3 separate regions of the Homo sapiens genome follow, and regions 2 and 3 are each linked to region 1. A link is an interaction called in ENCODE POLR2A ChIA-PET data of the cell type or tissue named here. Cell type or tissue: Panc1. All regions are shown on one strand. Links, peaks and the distances in the headings refer to the core of each region. The heading gives the core; the rest is flanking DNA. Region 1 has its middle 12 kb from the start of KCMF1. Region 2 has its middle 11 kb from the start of LINC01964. Region 3 overlaps TRABD2A (TraB domain containing 2A).

Evidence for each region. ChIA-PET counts read pairs that join two places held together with the same protein. Peaks named below come from ENCODE experiments on the same cell type or tissue, not always from the same donor. Only the 100,000 strongest peaks of a DNase experiment are listed, where the experiment ranks them.
Region 2: POLR2A ChIA-PET joins it to region 1 with 7 read pairs; 4 of 35 experiments call an interaction of 5 or more read pairs at or near these places.
Region 3: POLR2A ChIA-PET joins it to region 1 with 9 read pairs; 6 of 35 experiments call an interaction of 5 or more read pairs at or near these places.

What each region holds. Positions count from the first base shown.
Region 1 is chr2:84,955,773-84,963,025 of GRCh38, reverse strand. No RefSeq gene overlaps it. Among named protein-coding and RNA genes, the nearest start is that of KCMF1, 12 kb to the left of the region's middle. RefSeq lists enhancers at 2,497-3,186, 3,187-3,876, 3,877-4,567, 4,568-5,256 and a silencer at 4,586-4,880. In Panc1, for the core only: no CTCF peak of the experiment used is centred there; DNase peaks (open chromatin) are centred at 3,435 and 4,545; H3K4me3 peaks cover 1,397 bases; H3K27ac peaks cover 4,876 bases.
Region 2 is chr2:85,074,412-85,081,664 of GRCh38, reverse strand. No RefSeq gene overlaps it. Among named protein-coding and RNA genes, the nearest start is that of LINC01964, 11 kb to the right of the region's middle. RefSeq lists enhancers at 2,880-3,379, 3,380-3,881. In Panc1, for the core only: no CTCF peak of the experiment used is centred there; no DNase peak of the experiment used is centred there.
Region 3 is chr2:84,848,402-84,855,654 of GRCh38, reverse strand. All of the region lies in intron 2 of TRABD2A (TraB domain containing 2A), which reads left to right. Among named protein-coding and RNA genes, the nearest start is that of TRABD2A, 29 kb to the left of the region's middle. In Panc1, for the core only: no CTCF peak of the experiment used is centred there; no DNase peak of the experiment used is centred there.

The DNA of each region.
Region 1 (7,253 bases), core at 902-5,901:
TCAGGAAGGGAGAACATCGGTGTCCACCAAGCAGAGATACCTCATGAGATAGATTGAAGTGTGGCCCCTGGATTTCAGAAATGGATGTCATCTGTCCATGGAGGAGTAGGGTAAGAAGCTGCATTGCAGTAGGCTGAAGGGTGTCCTTGGAAGCCTAGAAACTGACAGTAGCTATAGATGACTTCTAGAAGATGAGCTGAAATAAGAATGTGAAACAAACTCAACCACTAGGAATCAAATCCAAATTAAAAGGAGACACCATTTCACCTCTTAAATTGGCAGAAAAATACTTTTAATAATACTTGATAATGAGGATGTCAAGAAAGGAATATGACTTGTTACAAGCATTCCAAATGGGATTTTATGGTAGGTTTCAAGAGCAATAGATTTTTGCCCATTCTTTGCCATAGTAATCCCAGCTCAACTCAGTCTATTTAAGTAATTACTGATAGATGCAAAGATTTTAGACACAAGAATGTTTATCACAGTGTTCTTTTTAATATTTAAAATTGAAAACCTATAAATTATTGTCTATCCAAACCAAAAGCAGCAACTAAAAATGGGTAATGAACTAGAAATATGATGTGTTTTTAGTGAAAAAAGCAGGTTACAAAACATTCTTTTCTAAATTATGTATGTACAGCCTGATGTCATTATTGTTTTTGTTTTTTTGAGACTGGGTCTTGCTCTGTCATCCAGGCTGGAGTACAGTGGCATGATCATGGCTCACTGCAGCCTCGACCTCCCAGGTTCAAGCGATCCTCCCACCCTCACTCTCCTGAGTAGCTGAGCCTACAGGCATGTACCACCAGGCCCAGCTAATTTTAAGTTTTTTTTTTTTTTTTAGAGTTGAGGTCTTGCTATGTTGCTCATGCTGGTCTCAAATTCCTGGCATCAAATGATCCTCCCACCTCAGCCTCCCGAAGTGCTGGGATTACAGGCGTGAGCCATGGCACCTGTCCTCATTTTTTATTTTTAATAAAACATGTAAAGATTGGATGGCTATCAGAGTCAATATGGTTATGGGGGTATAATATGGATGATGTATTTTTTTTTATGTTACCCAGGTTTGTTATATGGTATATAGCATGATGCTGAGGTTTGGGGTGTGAATGATTATATCACTCAGGCACTAAGCATTGTACCCAGAAGGTAGGTTTTCAGCCCTTGACTCACTCCCTCTCTCTTCCATCTAGTAGTCCCCAATAAATACATATTTATTGAGTCTTCTGGGTCCACTGAGGACACAATCATGAAAAAGAAAACTATGTCCCCATCCTGGAGGTGTTTACATTCTGGTGACAAAACTAATTGAAGCAGTTCTGATTGATGTTTTGAGAGCTTATGATAAGGTATGAAGGACTTTTTTTCCTTTTAGTTTTGAAATTTTCTGTAATGAACATATACACTGGTTTCATAGCCCTTTTGTTTCTTTTTTCTTTCTTTTGTATTTAAAGAAGCTTGGCAGAGGCCGGGCATGGTGGCTCACACCTGTAATCCCAGCACTTTGGGAGGCTGAGGCAGGTGGATCACTTGAGGTCAGGAGTTGAAGACCAGCCTGGCCAACATGTGAAACCCTGTCTCTACTAAAAATAACAAAAATTAGCTGGGCGTCATGGCACACTCCTGTAATCCCAGCTACTTGGGAGGCTGAGGCAGGAGGGTCACTTGAGCCCAGGAGCTGGAGGTTGCAGTGAGCCAAGACTGTGCCACCACTCAACAGAGTGAGACTCCGTCTCAAAAAAAAAAAAAAAAAAAAAAAAAAAAAAAGCTTGTCAGAGAAATAAATGAGAAATTAAAAGATGGTAAGTGGAGGCCCCAGAGTGAAGGGAAGTGTTTTTGGTTTTAGGAATAGGAGAGTCTAGTGTGTTTAGAGGTTTAGGGGAAGGATCCAGGAGAGGCAGCAGAGAACTGAAGGGTGTATGTGTGTGTGGAGCAGGGAGGTGGGGGTGGTGAGGGTGGGAGATGGAGGGGAGAAGGAGCCCAGATAAATTTAGCTTCCACCAGGAGCAGGATGCCTCTTCCTCTGCTGGTGCTATAGGAAGGTTGCCAATGGGCCGGGTGCGGTGGCTCATGCCTGTAATCCTAGCACTTTGAGAGCCCAAGGTAGGTGTATCACGAGGTCAGGAGTTCAAGACCAGCCTGGCCAGTATGGTGAAACCCTGTCTCTACTAAGAAAATACAAAAATTGGCCAGTGACGGTGGCTCGCACCTGTAATCCCAGCACTTTGGGAGGCCGAGGCGCGTAGATCAGGAGGTCAGGAGGTCAGGATTTCAAGACCAGCCTGGCCAAGATGGTGAAACCCCATCTCTACTAAAAATACAAAAATTAGCTGGGCATGGTGGCTCGCGCCTGTAGTCCCATCTACTCAGGAGGCTGAGGCAGGAGAATCGCTTGAACCCGGGAGGTGGAGGTTGCAGTGAGCCGAGATCGTGCCACTGCACTCCAGCCTGAGAGACAGAGTGAGACTCTGTCAAAAAAGAAAAATTGCCAGTGGAGATAAAGGTGTCCATTTGGGTAGGTCAGGAAGCTGTGGTATTCATGCCTCATGGCCTTCATTTTCTTAGAGCGTAGGGTAAAATCATGCCATTTTTTGCCTCTGTGCCTCATAAGTTTGTACTCCTTCCTCCTTTAAAAATCAGCTGTAAGAGCTGGATGTGCTGTAAGGGCTGGACGTGGTGGCACATGCCTGTAGTTCCTACTTGGGAAGCTGAGATGGGAGGACCACTTGAGTCCGGGAGGTTGAGGCTGCAGTGAGCTATGATTGCACCACTGCTCTCCAGCCTGGGTGACAGAGCAACACCTTGTCTCTTGGGAAAAAAAAAAAAAAAAAAAATCAGCTCCAGACCCCTGCCTTTGTGAACCTTTTCTTGAAGGAAAGAGTGTGGGTTGGGGCCACTTCCAGTGGAATCACCAGGAGGGGAGTGGAGGGAGGAGGGAAGGTGCTCAGAATAAACATTCAATGTCCCTGAGCATTCCTAGATCAACCGGATCAGGATCTCTGAAGGATGGGGCTCAAAGATTGGCATTTGAAAGAACACCCGTGGGGATCCTGATGGTGCAATAAAGTTGTAGAACCACCTCACTAAGTGCTCCCAATTCCTTTTACAATTCTCTATTATTGCAATTTAATCCTTTCACTTCCCCCACTGGGCTGCCCTTGGGCAGGAGTAGGTGTCTTTGTTTACATACTTGTAGCACAGCCCTGCAGTTGGCTATCATAGTGGGCTTTGGGTGCTTATTTGTGAAATGAATGATGTGTACAAAACTGGAACCCAGATGTCCTGATTCCCAGACTCATAATTTGCTCTATCACATTTTATCTCTAGAAGCTGCTGAATTCCTCAGGAAGGCATTTCCTGGTCCAACTGTGCCTAAAACTCATATGCCAATTTAAAAAGCACAAATCCACATAGAAAGATTCTCTGAAGAAGGAGACAGTGTATGGGGGATTGGTTGCTCTAAGGAAGATTAGAAAATGAGGTCACCTGAAAGTGAAGGGAGCGGGATGCACACAAAGTAACAAGCCCCTGGAGCAGGTCTGTTCCAAGTGTGTCACCCAGGTCTCCCCCAAAAACCATCAAGGAGTTAGAAACATACTGTGGAAAAGATCCCTAGAATGTAACAGTTAAGAAGCTGGATGCTCAGGAGGTAATGAGTCATAGAATGCTTGTGTGTGGACTGCATGGAATCCAGAAAAGGGGAAGCCATAGGTTAGAAATTATAGCGTCTCAGCTGGGCACGGTGGCTCACGCCTGTAATCCTAGCTCTTTGGGAGGCTGAGGTGGGTGGATCACCTGAGGTCAGGAGTTCGAGACCAGCCTAGCCAACATGGCTTCACCGTCTCTACTGAAAATACAAAAATTAGCCAGCGTGGTGGCGGACGCCTATAATCCCAGCTATTCAGGAGACTGAGGCAGGAGAATCGCCTGAACCCGGTGGGGTGGAGGTTGCAGTGAGCCAAGATCGCGCCACTTCATTCCAGCCTGGGTGAAAAAGCAAAACTCTTGTCTCAAAAAAAAAAAAAAAAAAGAAGAAGCAATTAGAATTTATAGAGTTGTTGTAATATCCAAAGGTATAGATGCTCTGATACCACTGGGTAGTGCTGTTAATTTAGAAAGAACTGGTCCAAAAGAATGCGAATTCATCTTAGGAGAAATGGGTGTTTCCACTAAGAACAGCTCATCCCTTTTCTTTAATCATTTAGTAACTCTTTATAGATTACCTCCAATGTGTCAGGGGCTGTATTCACTGTGTCTTGCCGGAGATATGACAGTGGGCAAAACAGGTACAGGACGTACCCTTGAGAACTCACAGTATTATTCTTGTTTATTCATCAGGTTTCTAACCTGTAATTTGATATGCTTTGTGGATTTGCCTGGCACTCTGAGCAAATGACCAAAACCAATTATTCTGCCAGGTAGGCCTCTGTTCTCACGTTAATAACATTCTAGTTGTGAGTCATTTATGACTTCGATGAGAGAGTATAAAACAAACAGTTCCATTAGGGGTTGGTTTTTCCCTGGACAAATGGGTACAGAGCTGGGCCTGCTGATGAGCTCAGCAAGAAGTCCCCACCCTGGGAAGCCCTGCCAACTGCCAGCACCTTGTATTCAGCAGGCTCTCAGCCACACACAGGCTAAGTCACAGCCCCTGGCCCCATTAGGAATGTGTGTATCCTTTCCTGCCTGAATGGCCCACTGAGAGGTCGTTGGGAAAATTCTTGGAGCGTCGGATTCCTGGATGTCTTGAATTCCAAAGAGCTTGAATCAGCACAAAGCTTAGGGCCCAGGGCTGTATTTTAAAGGAAGACGCAGCAGGGGCAGGTGATGGTAAATAGAGGAGAGTGAACATGGCGGGAACAGACTTCAGGCTGCACCTGTGACTGAGGACAGCCCCCAAATTCTTAGTTCTGAGAGAAACCCCTGAGGGCCAAAAACAGCATGCTCAGTTCCTGGTAATTCCTTAAAAACAGGCTTCTATCAGACCTGGCTCTAAAAAAACATTCACTCAGGCTGGATCCAGGTTTGGGGCCCTGAGGCTTATATATTTGGTACAGGCAACTCTTAAGAAAGAAGTGCAAAATTAGATATAGGGCTTGGAAGCCCTGTTTGAGGAAGCCAGGGACCCTGAAGTGTAAGCTTCAGTAGTTTCACAGTAAATCCACCTATGTGTTCATGCTGGAGAGTAAAAATATCCCATGTCTGTGATCCCAAAGGATCAGAGGGCTCTCTGGATGCTTAGAGGAAGGAAGGAAGCAGGGATGAGAGCAACTTCAATGTTTTAATTCATTGATCTTATTAATAAATCACATTCCCAGCCGGGCGCGGTGGCTCATGCCTGTAATCCCAACACTTTGGGAGGCCGAGGCGGGCGGATCACAAGGTCAGGAGATCGAGACCATCCCGGCTAACATGCTGAAACCCCGTCTCTACTAAAAATACAAAAAAAAAAAAAAAAAAAAAATTAGCCGGGCGGGGTGGTGGGTGCCTGTAGTCCCAGCTACTGGCTGAGCCTGGAGATTGGCATGAACCCAGGAGGCGGAGCTCGCAGTGAGCCATGATCGCGCCACTGCACTCCAGCCTGGGCGACAGAGCGAGACTCCGTCTCAAAAAATAAAAATAAAAAATAAATCACATTCCCTTTTCTTCATCCCTTACATTCAGTTAAAGGTTTAAATGCTAGACTTGGCCAGGCATGGTGACACACGCCTGTAATCCCAGCACTTTGGGAAGCCAAGGCGGGTGGATCACTTGAGCCAGGACTTCGAGACCAGCCTGGGCAACATGGCGAAACCCCATCTCTACAAAAAAAAAAATACAAAAAAATTAACCTGGTGTGGTGCTGCATGTCTGTAGTCGCAGCTACTTGGTAGGCTAAGGCGGGAGGACCACTTGAGCCCAGGAGGTCGAGGCTGCAGTGAGCCATGATTGTGTCACCGCACAACAGCCTGGATGACAGAGCAAGACCCTGTCTCAAAAAAAAAAAAGTAGATTCTGAGCTACTCGAGGACAGCAATCATATCTTATTTGTCTTTGAATCCCAAGTACTTTGCAAATAGCATTTGTTGAATGGATGAATGAATGAGTGAGTGAGTGAGTGAGTGAGTGAGTGAGTGAGTGAGTGAATTCTCCCAGGAACTGAGACCTGATAGTCATATATTCCCCTCTCCCTTCCTCTTGACTGCTCCGGCAGGTGGCATAGACTAATCATGAACTCTGGAGTAAGACCTGAGTTGAATCCCAGCTTTGCCACATACCATCAGGGTGACCCTGGGAAAGTTACCCAACATCTCTCAGCCTCAGTTTCTTTAGAAGGGAGCCAATAATACTTCCCCTCAAGGTTGCAGTGAGAATCAGTAATAAAGTGCCTGGTATGTCACAGTTCTCAACAAATGTTGACTATTGTATTATTACTTTAGGTCTGGGGTAGGCAAACCAGGCCATGGGCCAAATCTGGCCCCCCGCCACCATTTTTGTAAATAAAGTTTTATTGGAACACAGGGAACACAGTCATGCCTATTTGTTACTTTTTTTTTTTTTTAAACAGAGTCTCTGTCATCCAGGCTGGATTGCAGGGGTGCCGTCTCAGCTTACTGCAACCTCCACCTCCCGGGTTCAAGCAATTCTTCTGCCTCAGCCTCCTGAGTAGCTGGGATTATAGGCATGCACCACCAGGCCTAGCTAATTTTTCTTTTTTTTTTTTTTTTCTTTTTTTGCAATGGAGTTTCGCTCTTGTTGCCCAGGCTGGAGTGCAATGGCACGATCTCGGCTCACCACAACCTCTGCCTCCTGGGTTCAAGCAATTCTTCTGCCTCAGCCTCCTGAGTAGCTGGAACTACAAGCGCATGCCACCATGCCCAGCTTATTTTGGTATTTTTAGTAGAGACAGGGTTTCACCATATTGTCCAGGCTGGTCTCAAACTCCTGACCTCAGGTGATCTGCCCACCTCAGCCTCCCAAAGTGCTGGGATTACAGGTGTGAGCCACCGCGCCCAGCCCTAATTTTGTATTTTTAGTAGAGACTGGGTTTCTCCATGTTGGTCAGGCTGGTCTCGAACTCCTGACCTCCGGTGATCCACTCGCCTTGGCCTCCCAAAGTGCTGGGATTACAGGTGTGAGCCACCTCACCCAGCCTGTTACTTCTTATCCATGGCTACTTTTGTGCTACAATAGCATAGTTAAAAAATTGATACAGAGACCTTATGGCATGCAAAGACTAAAATATTTACCACAGAAAAAGTTTGTCAACC
Region 2 (7,253 bases), core at 1,568-6,567, 120 kb before region 1:
TAACAAATACAGATTTTGGTAACTGGAAATAGGAGGCTGCTGCTAACTAACACCTAAAAGTGTGGGAGCAGCTTTGGAACCCTTGGTGTGCACAGACTGGGAAGATTTAGAGGAGCATATTAGAAAAAGCCTAAATTGCCTTGAACACATTGTTAGTAAACATCTTGACTTTGAGGAGGCTGCCAGTGGGGGCTAAAAAGGAAATGAGGAAAATATTATTAGAAACTAGAGGAAGGATGGGTGTGTGCTTATTGTATAGTGACAGAAAGCTTAGTGACATGTCAATCTGAAATCATGTGGAAGCCAGAATACGTGGCTAATGAACTAGGTGATTTAGTTAAGAAGATTTTCAAGTGAAGTATTGAAGGTGTCTCCTGGTTTCTTCTTGCTGCTTATAGTAAATTGCAAGAGATGAAAGATAAATCAAAGGAAGGACTATTAAAACTATTAAACAGGCCAGGTGTGGTGGCTCATGCCTGTAATCCCAGCACTTTGGGAGGCCGAGGTGGGTGGATCATTAGGTCAGGAGATCAAGACCATCCTGGCTAACATGGTGAAACCCCATCTCTACTAAAAATACAAAATACTAGCCAGGCGTGGTGGCGGGCACCTGTAGTCCCAGCTACCTGGGAGGCTGAGGCAGGAGAATGGCATGAACCCAGGAGGTGGAGCTTGCAGTGAGCTGAGATCCAGCCACTGCACTCCAGTCTGGGCAACAGAGTGAGACTCCGTCTCAAAAAAAAAACAAAAAACAAAAAAACAAAAAACTATTAAACAAAAAAGAAGCCAGGACTTTATGATTTTGAAAGTTTGCAGTCTCTCTAGATGGCAAACTATATGAAAGTTAAGAAATGGCTTCTTGGCTGGGTGCAGTGACTCACGCCTATAATTCCTATAGTTTGGGAGGCTGAGGCAGGAGGGTTGCTTGAGCCCAGAGGTTCAAGACCAGCCTTGGCAACATAGTGAGACCCCTGTCTCTACAAAAATAAAAAAAATTAGCTGGGTATGGTGGTGCATACCTGTAGTCCTAGTACTACAGAGGCTAAGGTGGCAGGATCACTTGAGCCTGAGAGGTTGAGGCTGCAGTGAGTCAAGATTGTGCCACTGCATTCCAGCCTGGGCAACAGAGTGAGACCCCATTTCTTTCTTTCTTTCTTTTTTTTTTTTGAGACAGAGTCTCGCTCTCTGCTGCCCAGGCTGGAGTGCAGTGGCGCAATCTCGGCTCACTGCAAGCTCCGCCTCCCGGGTTCATGCCATCCTCCTGCCTCAGCCTCCCCAGTAGCTGGGACTACAGGCGCCCGCCACCATGGCCGGCTAATTTGTTCTGTATTTTTAGTAGAGACGGGGTTTCACTATGTTAGCCAGGATGGTCGAGTGAGACCCCATTTCTAAAAAGAAAAAAAGTATTACTTCTGGGCACTGGCAGAAAAACATGGTCTGGTAATAAAATAAAGGCAAGAGTGTGACTCTACAACCTTTCATTAAGACTCAGGGCCGGGCGCGGTGGCTCACGCCTGTGATCCCAGCACTTTGGGAGGCCGAGGCGGTTGGATCACGAAGTTAGGAGATTGAGACCATCCTGGCTAACACGGTGAAACCCCGTCTGTACTGAAAATACAAAAAAATTAGCGGGGCGTGGTGGCGGGCGCCTGTAGTCCCAGCTACTCAGGAGGCTGAGGCAGGAGAATGCTGTGAACCCGGGAGGTGGAGCTTGCAGGGAGCAGAGATCGCGCCACTGCACTCCAGGCTGGGCGACACAGCAAGACTCCATCTCAAAAAGAAAACAACAACAACAAAAAACTCAGAAAGACCAAAGAATCAGAGTATTACTCAGTCACATATGGGGCTCTTTCAGGAGAATTAGGGTGTCCCTCCCTGATTCTTTCCAATAAAACAATAGGCCCTCCAGAAAGTTTAAGAGCATCGGCCCCCAGCAGTAGCCCAAGACTTTTGACAAATAGAGTGAACCCTGGTGAGATTCACAGAAAATGCACAAAGTTTTTGAGAAAATTATCTAAGCAGAAATACTGCCAGTTTGGGCTGAAAGGGACCAAGATGTACAAAATGAAAGAAGTCTATTGGACCTCCAACATTTTACTGGAAGGAAACAGGCTGAGAAAACCATTCAGGTGCAAAGGATTGTTACCTTTTATGATAAAGGAGGGATGGCTCAGAGGCCGAGCCAAGAGCCTAAAAGATGCAGCCAAAAGTCATGGAGAATTATTCCTAAGTCTTGAAACCTCATCAAGGAACTCCCAATATTTTAGTCAGCTGGATTTGAGAATTTTTGTGGACCAGTGGTTTTCTTACCTCTCATTTTCCCAATTTTTGAGCAGGAATCTCTACAGCTGTGATCCATGTCTGTCCCACCACTGCATGTCAGGTGGATTGGTGCAGGGCAGACATCTGGTCTCTTTGGTTTCATGAATCCACAGATGGAGAGGAAACACACTTGAAAGTTGGAGCTACACCCCAGGCGCTCCCATCACAGCTGGACCTGATTGAGATGATGATGCGGAACTGGACTTTCAGCTGATGCTGAAATGGAAGGAGAATTTAGGGCACCTTGGGAAGGAGTTAATGCGTTTTGTCTGTGAGGGAGTTCTGAATCTTTGGGGGCCAAAGAGTGGACTGTGGTAGGCAGCTTTTGAGAGGGCCCTCTATGTCCTCACCTCTGAGTGTTCATAAGTGTGATGTAATTCCCTCTCCTTGAGCTGCTGGACTTAATGAGCCTTCCTGAAACCAAGGGCACAGACTTGAGGCCCTCCAGACCTGGGTCCTGTGGTTCAATGCATGGCCCTGTAGCTGCAGGTTCCCGGAGAAGGGCGGATGGCAGAGCAGACTGTGACATCTCCAGGTGGCTCCTGAGCACCTGCTCTGCTCTCCTTCCCCTCCAGGCTCTCTGATTTTGGCTGCTTGGCTGCTCGCCATCTTCCAGGCTCTACGCTCATCCTGTGAGGGCATGAACTGATCTGTGCTTCGCCTGCAAGCTCTATTCTCTCCCCCAGACACCTCACACTCTGTGGGGACCCTGGAGAGAAAGGTAGCCTTGGGCTTCTTGGAAGTGCCAGGAAAGGAAAACAATCCAACAGTTTAGGGGCCCCACTTCTCATTGGAGCTGGAGACACTCATCCCCTAGGAAATGCTGGTCCTTAATCACTGCCCTCCTGAACAGACCTGCTGCTGCTATGCCCAGCATCTTTGCTCACCAGCCTCGTCCTAATATGAAGGCCGAAGGCACATTTGGGCTGTGCCAGGAGCCAGGGTGATTGACAGCTGGAGCTCCTAGTGGGGCTCATTAAGGGAAGCTGGGTGGGGCCTAGGGGAGCTCACTCTCCCCTGCCAGCCCCAGACCCAGGCGATGAGCTGGGAGGGGGCAGGAGAGGGGGTCAGATCAGCCAAGCTGGATGTCCTCTGCAGCCTGCCAGCTTGAGGCCCCAGCTGTGCCCACTGCCGAGGGCCAGGCTCTGCTCCTGAAGGCCCAACAGCCAGCCTGGAATATTCATAAGTGCCAAAGCCTCCCACCCCTGGGCCTCTGGGCTTCCTTAGACCCCCCCTGGAACATGCCCTTCATGGCTTTTCGTTCTAGAGACATCACAAGTTACTACGCACTACTCCCAATGCTGCCTCCTCCCTGTCCAAGTCCTCGCTTTCCATAATTTCCCAGTCTTGCAACACACACTGGGCCTGCCTGTCATTTTGATTTGCAAATTGAATCTCCCAAGAGCTAGTTATAATATGCAACATTATAAACCAGAAGTAAACTTCTCTATGTCTAACAAGGGCTACTGGAGAGACTTCTTTCTGTTTATACCCTTTTATCTTGTTTAAATATTTTTGTGTCTTTTTAGTTCCTTTCAAAATCAGGAAAAACAAGAGATATTTCCTTTTTAGAAGGAGAAAAAGCCCATTATTTCCCCTCCTGGTGGTAAAGAGCAAGGACCCTACAACCAGGCTGATTGTGTTTGAATCCCTATCCTGGGTGATCTTGGGCAAGTCACTTAACCTCTCTGTGCCTTAGCGTTCTCATGTGTAAAATGGAGTTAATAATTCCTTCCTGAGGGTTGTGAGGATTAAATGCATTAGTGTATATAAAACGCTTACTGATACATAGCAAATCTTTTTTTTTTTTTTTTTTGAGATGGAGTCTCGCTCTATTGCCCAGGCTGGAGTGCAGTGGCGCGATCTTGGCTCACTGCAACCTCCATCTCCTGGGTTCAAGCGATTCTCCTGCCTCAGCCTCCCAAGTAGCTGGGATTACAGGCGTGTGCCACCATGCCTGGCTAATTTTTGTATTTTTAGTAGAGACGGGGTTTCACCATGTTGGCCAGGCTGGTCTCCTGACCTCGTGATCTGCCCGTCTCGGCCTCCCAAAGTGCTGGGATTATAGGCATGAGCCATCGCACCCAGCCGATACACAGTAAATCTTAAATAAATATTTGTTAAATAAAATTTAAAACTCAGCTGCCTGAGAAAGGAGGCCAGTGAGTCGTAAGGTCCAGTGGCTCCCATCTCAGCCCCTGCCTCCATCTCTTCCTACGCATTTCCGACCACAGGGTCCAGATGTGAGAATTTGTGCTGGTTTCAGTTCCTACTCCAAGCTATTGGCCCAGGACACTGCCCAACTCCGAGGCTCCTGGGCAGGTCCTGTGCACTTTCAGCCACCTGTGTCCTCTGCCTGTAAGCTCCATCCTGAGGACAAGCAGAGCCTGTGGACAGGCCATGCACACCCCAGCTGCCCTCCCATCTGACTTCCCAGTGTACTGAATCCTTCCCTGGGCCACCTTAAGGCCCTAGGACCCTGACTGCAGCTTGCCTGGTCCTCCAACAGCACCACACAGGCCTGTAGCTCCACAAGCTGTGCTGACCTCTTGCCATGGGCCATGGTCTAGGACCAAGTCCCAGGCTTCCCTCTCTGGGTGCAAAGTCCTCTCCCTGCCGGTGAAGTCTGCGGTTCCCTCCCAAGGACCCAATCTCTGTCATCATCCTTTCTCAGCCCTGCCCTGCTTCTCTTGGGACAGAGACGAACTTGAAGATTCTTAAGGATTCAGTTGTCACTAGTGAAGAATCAGGCTGGGCTCAGGCTGCAAAGACTGCTTTCTGGTATGACCAGGGAGGGGGACTGCGGGCAGAGCCAGGGGCAGTGAAAGGGGATGTGTAATGGTAAGGGGTCTTCCTCATAGAAGAAGAGGCAGGGCTGGGGTCACATGAAGGCCAGAGTTTGGGAACAAGACAGCCAAGAGAGAGAAGACAGCTAGCTAGATAGAGTACTTCCTTGTGATGCTTTCTGTCTGAGCATCAGGGCTATTCTAGAGATGGTTTCCGAAAGGAGCATCTGTTCATCTGTTTAACTAGTGTCCTGGGGCAATGATCAACCTCTCTGACCTTTAGTCTCTTTATCTGTAGGATGGGATGATAATGCCTTCCTCAAAGACTTGTCAGGAAGATCCCATGAGATATTGTGGTGGTGACTGCAAAGCGTTTAGTACCTTGCCTGGCATGATAAATCTTAAACATGAATGCTGGGACTGGACCTGGTGACTTACGCCTGTAATCCCAGCATTTTGGGAGGCCAGGTGGGAGAATTGCTTGAGACCAGGAGTTTGAGACCAGCCTGGGCAGCATAGTGAGACCCTGTCTGTAATAAACAAACAAGTAAATTTAAAAAATGCTGAAAAGCCTTCTTGACTGTTATTAACAAGGTCTGTCTTGGGAGGTGGGTCCTAGAATAAGAGCCTGACTATGGGTGAGGGGTCGCAGGCCAGATCATAAAATGACAGGAGGCGTGAGGTGAGCCTGGCAATGATGGCAGCTATATTCTCCCGACATTAATTCCCCAAGAAGTTATCTACTCCCAAATTCTATTTTCTGTCTTTTTTTTTTTTTTTTTTAATCACAACTTAAAGAAACCCTAAGCCTGAAATGGGACCAGAGATAACAGGTTCCACAAGCCTGGTTCGTACCTGGCGCTCATAACAGTGCTGTGGCGGGCTGTTCTGTCTGTGTGGAATGGCCCTGTCTCCCTCCCCAGGAAGGACCAGGGCATAGCTTGGGGTACCACTAAAAAGCAAATTCATAAAGACGGAAAGTATAATACAAGTTACCAGGGGCTGAGGGGAGGGGATAACAGGGAGTTATTTTTTAATGGGTACAGAGTTTCTGTTTGCGATGATGAAAAAGTTCTGGAAATGGATAGTGATGGTTGGATAACATTGTAATACCATTAAACTGTACACTTAAAAATGGTTAAAATGGTCAGGCACAGTGGCTCACGCATGTAATCCCAGCACTTTGGGGGGCCAAGGCGGGTGGATCACAGGAGGTCGGGAGTTCGAGACCAGCCTGACCAACACAGTGAAACCCCATCTCTACTAAATACAAAACATTAGCCGGGTGTGGTGGTGCACCCCTATAATCCCCACTACTTGGGAGGCTGAGATAGGAGAATAGCTTGAACTCGGGAGGCGGAGGTTGCAGTGAGCTGAGATTGTGCCACTGCACTCCAGCCTGGGCAACAACAGTGAAACTCCATCTCAAAAAATAAAAATAAATAAATAAATGGTTAAAATGGTCAATGTTATGTTATGTATAGAAACATATGTGTATGCATATACACATTTTTCTCAAGTGCATATAGATCATTCTCCAGGATAGACCTCTGCTAGGCCACAAAAGAAGTCTTAATAAATTTTAAAAGATTGAATTATCATACAATATATCTTTTCTGAATACAATGGAATAAAAATAAGAATGAATCACAGAAAGAAAACTGAAAAAGTCACGAATATGTGGAAATTAAACTTACTCTTAACCAATGGTTGTTTAAGAAGAAATCACTTGGGAGTTGCTCTGAACCTGTTCTGGTTCGGGGGGTGCCCAGAAAAAAAAAAGAAGAAATCACAAAGGAAATTTAAAAATACTTAGAGATGAATGAAAAATATAAAAACAGGCTGGATGTAGTGGCTCACACCTGTAGTCCCAGCACTTTGGGAGGCCGAGGTGGTGGATTGCTTGAGCTCAGGAGTGCAAGACCAGCCTGAGCAATATAGTGAAACCCATCTCTACCAAAAATACAAAAAATTAGCCGGGCGTGGTGGCACATGCCTGTAGACCCAGCTACTGAGGAGGCTGAGGTAGGAGGACTGCTTGAGCCTGGGAGGGGGAGTTTGTAGTGAGTCAAGATCTTGTCACTACACTCCAGCCTGGGTAACAGAATAAGATCCTGACTCCAAAAACAAACAAACAACAACAAA
Region 3 (7,253 bases), core at 701-5,700, 110 kb after region 1:
GAAAGGGGGACGTGGGGGCTAGGGGGCAAGGAAGGGTAGAATTTGAACCCTGAAGTAAACTGTCTGGTGATAAGCCTGTAAAGTATTCTCCAGTGAGCACAACGTTCAGAAGGCAGTGCAGGTGGAGTGAATATGTGTCATTGGAGGGAGGGAGAAGGGGATTCAGCTGATGATAAGCCATGATTATGGTTAGACTGATAACCATTTTTTTTTAAAAAAAGGGAGTATAATGTTCGGCAAGCACTAATGTGAAAGTAGCAATCTGTGTATCTTACTTACTGTGTTTTCCAAGGGGAAAATTAAGTCCCTTTAGTTTTTGCACCGTAGGAAATGCCATATCAGGGGTGTTTTATCTTAGTTGTAATATTTCCAATAGTTCTTTTCTTGTGGTCTCCTGTATCTTGCCCTTCTTGAAATCTACACGAATGCAAATTAAAAGAGATTTGAAATGAGGCAATTGGTATTTGGCCTATAAAGATGAGCATTTTCTGCTTGTGGACGATTTTAAAGTCCATTCTGTGGGGTAGATGTACTCTTTGAATGTAAAGCTGATGATTCAGCCAGTGCCATATCATCGAGTCAGGTGTCCACTCAGGTGTAACTGGCATGGCTTGGGGAGGGAGGGGGCACGTGGAATCATGTCCTACATAGGGCTGTCCCTTCAGAGGCTGTGGTTTGGGTAGGGGTTGGTAGAGGAAGGGCACAGTGATTTGACACCTTTGGTACACCCAGTAGGAGAGAAAGGTCTGTAATCCAAGGATGGTTTTGTGGAGCTTTTCCCCAGAGGTGGACCTGACACCATGATCTCTGGGGGGGCAAGGGGCATTAGTTAACAGGACAGGAAGGGTGAATTTGAGGCTGTCTGTGCATCTTACCTGGTGGTGCTGTCATAACCAGGACAGGGCATTCAGGAGAAGTAGGTGTATTGCCTCTCCTTGCCTTAGAGTTGCATGGGTCTGGGCAGTCAGGCAGGTCTTGCCTGAGGAGAGGTTGGCTTTAGAGGCCTGGGAGGCACCAAGGCCAGTCTTCCTGCCTATTGCCCTGTTATTCTGTGCAGTTTCTCAGTGGAGAGTATCAACTTTGGAGACCGTGGATCTGGGTTTGAATCCTGGCTCCCCCATTTCCTAGTATTGTGACCTTGGGTGAGATATTGAACCTTTCTGAGTCTGTTTTCTTATTTCTAAAAGGGGTATGATGAAACAAACATTGTCAGTTTGTAGTAAAGAATAAATAGAGAACCTTTGTAAAGTGCCCAGTGCATAATGTTTTGGTAAGTTTGCTGTTGCTTTTGCTCCATCCACTGTAAGTGGTTGGGCTTACTCGTATCTAGCCTGTACAGTTGTCCCTCAGTATCCATGGGGGATTGGTTCCAAGACCCACTTGGATACCAAAATTCAAAGATGCTCAAGTTCCTGCTATAAAATGGCAAGTTGCATTTGGATATAACCTACGCACACCCTCCCAAATACTTTGTCATCTCTGCGTTACTTACAATACATAATACAATGTAAATGCAATGTAAATAGTTGTTATACTGTATTTTTGTTTTTAAAAATTGTATTATTTTTATTTTTTCAAATATAAATAATATATATTTATATATAATATATGAAATATAAATAAATAAATATTTTTTGAGATGGAGTCTCGCTCTGTGCCCAGGCAGGAGTGCAGTGGGGCGATCTCTGCTCACTGCAACCTCTGCCTCCCAGGTTCAAGTGATTCTTCTGCCTCAGCCTCCCAAGAAGCTGGGACCACAGGTGTGCGCCACCATGCCTAGCTAATTTTTGTATTTTTAGTACAGATGGAGTTTCACCATATTGGCCAGGCTGGTCTCGAAATCCTGACCTTGTGTGCCTTGGCCTCCCAAAGTGCTGGGATTATAGGCGTAAGCCACTGCACCCATCAAGGCTGGAAATCTTAAATTGAGGTATTGGCCAGTCAGTGTTCTCTCTGAAGGACCTAGAGGAGAATCCCCCCTTCCAGCTTCTGGTGGTTGACACCTATCCTTGGTGTTTCTTGTCTTGTAGGAGCCTCACTCCAGTCTCTGCCTGATATGGTTTGGCTGTGTCCCCACCCAAATCTTACACTGAACTGTAGTTTCCATAATCCCCATGTGTCATGGGCGGGACCAGGTGGGAGGTAATTGAATCATGGGGGTGGTTACCTCCATGCTGTTCTCCTGATAGTGAGTTCTCATGAGATCTGATAGTTTCATAAGGGGCTTTTCCCCCTTTTGCTCAGCACTTCTCCTTCCTGCTGCCATGTGACGAAGGACATGTTTGCTTCCTCTTCTGCCATGGTTGTAAGTTTCCTGAGGCCTCCTCAGCCCTTCAAAACCGTGAGTCAATTAAACCTTCCTCCTTTATAAATTACCCAGTCTTGGGTATGTCTTTATTAGCAGCGTGAGAACGGACTAACACACTGCCTTTGGCATCACATGGTGTTCTCGGTGGGTGTTTCTGCATGGTCTTCCCCCTGTGGGTGCCTGTCTTTCTGTATCTAAATTTCCCTTTCTTATAAGGACGCAGTCATATTGGATTAGAACCCACCCTAATGATCTTAACTTAAATATATCTGCAAGAGCTTGTTTCCAAATAAGTTCACATTCATAGGTCCTGGGGGTTAGGATGAACATATCTTTTGGGTGGGGGGAAAAATTTAACCCACAACACCCTCTTTTGCCCTCTCTAGTGGTTCCACAGCTGGTTAAGGAGATGATTTTCAGATTGACCTGTCTTCTGTGTCCTGCAGTGACCTTTACCCTCCTGGGCTAATGGAAACTTCTCCCATTGGGAGATCTATTCTTCTTTTTCCTTATTTCCTTCTGGTCTTGCCATTGGCCCAGGAGGCTCTGGCTTCCATCTAATTCACTCAGGGAGCTGTCACTCTGCACAATGGAGATAAAGGTCTCATCACTGGGCCTTTGGCTGCTCCTACATTGGGCATATGGGTCATCTTTGCAGTTGTCACATTCCTGCTGCCCTCTGGGGAAAGCCTGGTGGCTCTTGCTGAGGTGCTGGAAGCACCTCCAGGTACAAGCTGCAACACCCTCCTCCACCCTGCCAACAGCCCCTGAGGACATATTGGCCCTGCTGCTGATAGCCAAGCTAGCAACTCCTGCCACCTCATGGTCATTCTGGCCACCCCTCCCCCCAGCCCATGGTCATTTTGGCCATCCTCCCTCAACTCTGCGGTCATTCTGGCAACCCCTTCCCCAATCCCATGGTCATGCTGGCATTCCTCCCGTAACCCCATGGTCATTCTGGCAACCATCCCCCACCGCATGGTCATGCTGGTTGTGCTTCTTCCTGGACCCTTGGTGGCTACTCCTGTCCTTGCTGCATTGGTCTGTCCTGGGTCTGCAGACTTGGTTGCTGCTACACTAAGAGAGCCTGCTGCAGTGCCTGTGTCTACCTGTGCTGCCACCCCTGTTGTCCTTTGCCAGGCTTCACAGGTTTATGACTGTAGAAGAGTATGTGCTGGGGTAGCTATACTGGCTGTTCCATGAATAGAGTTTGTGTGTGGAGGTTACGTTGGTGTCCCTCCCCACAACATAACCAGAGGAGATGACTCAGACATCTCAGGGACCACGTGGAGCCTCCTGATGCCAACCTGATCCTGACCCCCTTCTCTATGGAGCTCCACAGCCTGTGCCAAGGGGAGGAGAATCAAGCAAGGCAGAGAGGTCAGGATGGAGACCAGAGAGCTCTGCTCCCATTGCTTCTTGAGATGGAGCAAATTAACGGCTTATAAATGTAATTACATTTGAGGTCATCAAATCCAATCTTCCATTCAATGTAGGAATCCCATTTATGGTCAATTCAATTTTGACTGAACAGCCCCAGTACCAGCAGAGCACCATTACAGTTCCCCAGGGAACCTCGTTGAACATGTGTATATTACATACTTGTGCTGGTATTTCTATGGGGGAGACATTCCTAGAAGTAGGACATGCACATTTTCCATTTTGACAGCTACTACTAACAAATTATGCATGTGTGCAAACACACAATGTACTGATATATGCAAATGAGTACATGGCAGTCATGGACAGGGAACTCAAAAAGAAAGGACTTTCTAATAGTTAAAAATGTCTTACAAGACATTTTACAAGTGAGTGACTTGAGAAGGTAAGTGTTCAAAAAGAAGAGCTTGGATGGTTGGGATGCTATGGGGGGATTAAGCATTGGGTAAGAGATTAGAACAGCTGACATCTAAGGTCTTAAATTCAGCCTTCTGGTACACTCTAAAAAAGCACTGAGACTCTCACCAAGGTGACATCACCCACTGGTGGCTCATTTTTTTCTGGGTCCTTCCAAATGCAATGCCTCTTTCAGGTAAGCCTCAGAGAACAACAGCTGTGTATGACCCTGAGCCCATCTCCTTGAGTGTTTGCAGAGACTTAGACTGGGCTGTGCTTGTCCTCTGCCATAGATACAGACGTCCATTGTATCCCTAGTTGGGATGGCCTGGATTTTGCTGGGACCCTCCACTAGTGGCCTCCAATGATAAAGAGTTTTTCTCAATAAATAAGGCCTTTCTGTGTATCTGAAGCAGACACTTTTGCAGGTAGCAAGAATGGCAAGTAGCAAGCTTTAAGCATAGCTACTGTTTCTTATAGCACAGGACAGGACAGGACAGGACAGAAATCTTTATAGACTTCTAGGGAAGCAGCCTGGTTAGTGCTAAGGTCTTGGAGGTCTCTGGCTTCTTCCCCTAATGGCCTGGCCACATCCAGCAGGCTTTTCACAGCCTGTGGCTGGTCAGGCCAGCAGCATGATGTTAGGTGGTGGAGGAAGGGGCTGGTGGAAGCCATGGCCACTGTTACCATTTGGATGCAGTTCTGCACATCAATCACTTCTCTTTTGCTAATCAGGATAATGTTGCTCTCAAACACTCTCCTTCCTTGGATCATTGTTGCTGAAGGCCCCCCATGGAGGGGTTGAGCATGCCTACTGCTTGGCCATCAGGAGCTGGTAATACAGTAACATAGATTCACCGTTCATGGCGCCACCTGTTTTTTGATGAGGGGAGGGGCAAACTATAGTTCTAGGGCAAGGGAGTGACTGAGACAGCTCATCTCTCTCTGGGGCCTCCACCTTGACCCCAAACTCCTACTGAGTGTTTGCATTACCCGCTACTGCCCTCTGTGACTGGTTGCTGTCACACGCCCATTGGTTCTTGCCCCCTCTCCAACCCAAGAGCTACTCTGTCAGGGTAGGACCACCACCATCTTCTTCCCCAAGTGCAGTTCAACCTCCTAGAGGACAGGCGGACTCTGTGGGGGTGGAGGAAGGGTGAGGAATACTATTATTATTATTGTGATGATTATTATAATTGTAAACCCATCCTGCTAACAGCTTTGAGTACTTTGCTGTCCATCTCCTGGATGCTCAGAGTTCTAATATTCCACCACACTTCCTTTTGTCCTTTTTTTCCCAGGGGATTGTGCTTTTCCCCCAGGTGCTGTTGAAAGATTGACAGTGAGTGACAAGGACCTAGGTGAAGGCATTTGCTACCTGGCAATTTTTTGTTCAAGAGAACCCGTTGGAGGTACATCAGTGTTAGTAGCTTGGCAAGACGGCATTAGAGAGGAAATCTCCTTGGAACATTCCACCAACTGGACTTGGAAACTTAAAATGTGAATTTCTTTTGAAATAATGTTTTAAAGGGTGATTTCTAGGCTAGTCCATAGAAAGGCTTATGTTTCTTTGGAAAAACCGTAGAAAACACTACGACTGGCGGAAGCATGCTGGCCCATTCTGCCAACACCTCAACAGCCCACATCCCTTCTGGCGAGAGTGAGTCAGACTCTAAAAGCTATGGTGCAGGGAATTGGCATTCAGACACCTGTTGGCGACTTGAGCCAGCAATTGATTGCAGTGCAGCAAGACCAGCACCTCTCTAAGGCATTTTTTTATTTGCAAGAGTTGGACATGTCGGGTATTCATTTCTTCAGGTTCTTGAGGCTCTAACTCTGACAAGTCCTGTCTGTGGTTTCCAGCCTTGCCTGTGTATTGCAGTCACCTGGGGGTGGAGGTAGGTGGAGATTCATGAGAGCATAGCTATGATTACAGAAGATGCCCATCTGGTGTACAAGCTGGTGTACAAAAGAGCTGGTTTACAAGCTTGGCTTGGTTTATATGCAGCAATTACTCAGCATGGAGCAGCCCTGGATGCACGATGTGAGCTGGTGCCTAAGATGAAGGGAAATAAGCAAGCTTATGGGTGGGTAGATCATGCCAAGGTTTATGTCAACAATGAAGTGGTGGAGAATGAGTTGCAATCTGTGGTTTGGGAAATATTGGCTTCGAAGGCCTCAGGGCAAATCAAATCATCTGGGTGTCTGGAAGAGGAGGCTGGTCTGAGATCTGGGAGAAATGAGCCCTGAATCCTTACAGGATTGTCTGAAATACTGAGCTGTAGAATTCTGCTTGGGTTTCTCCTTGGAGTCAGCCAGGGGCAGCCTGAGCCCAGAGCAGAGGTCTCAGGACGGCTTTGGGTTGGGACAGTAGGGGATACATCTGGGGGTCTGCAGCAAGGGGTTTCCTAAACTGCTTTTTCACTTAAAAGACTGCAGGGAACCTTGATTTTGTCCCTTTTTGTAGTCAGAAATTTTCCTTCTCCATTTCTGTGATTTGCCTCAGTCATTGATGTTATCCTATGGCTAGGATAGCTCGGGCTGCATTTCCTTCAGAAACAGTGAAGGCTACTCGTTCACCAGACTTGGGCTTTTTATTTCCTGCTTGTTTTATCTTACATTATAATATATAGTTTCAGGACCAGGCAGTGGCTTACACCTGTAATCCCAGCACTTTGGGAGGCCGAGTTGGGTGGATCACTTGAGGCCAGGAGTTCAAGACCAGCCTGGCTAATATGGCGAAACTCCGTCTCTACAGAATTACAAAAATAGCTGGGCGTGGTGGTGGGTGCCTGTAATCCCAGCTACTCGGGTGGCTGAGGCACAAGAATCGCTTGAATCTGGGAGGCAGAGGTTTCAGTGAGCCGAGACCATGCCATTGCACTCCAGCCTAGGTGACACAGCAAGACTCCATCTCTTTCTCTCTCTCTGTCTCTCTCTCTATATATGTAATATATATAAAATATATAATATATAATATAAATTATATATATAAAATATATTTTCAGTATTTGTTCATGGAAAGGCTTTTATTGACTAAAGCCTTTGTTTGAGTTTTATTGGCCAAAGCAGCAAAACGAAAGTGGAGACTATCTATCTGTCTGTCTGT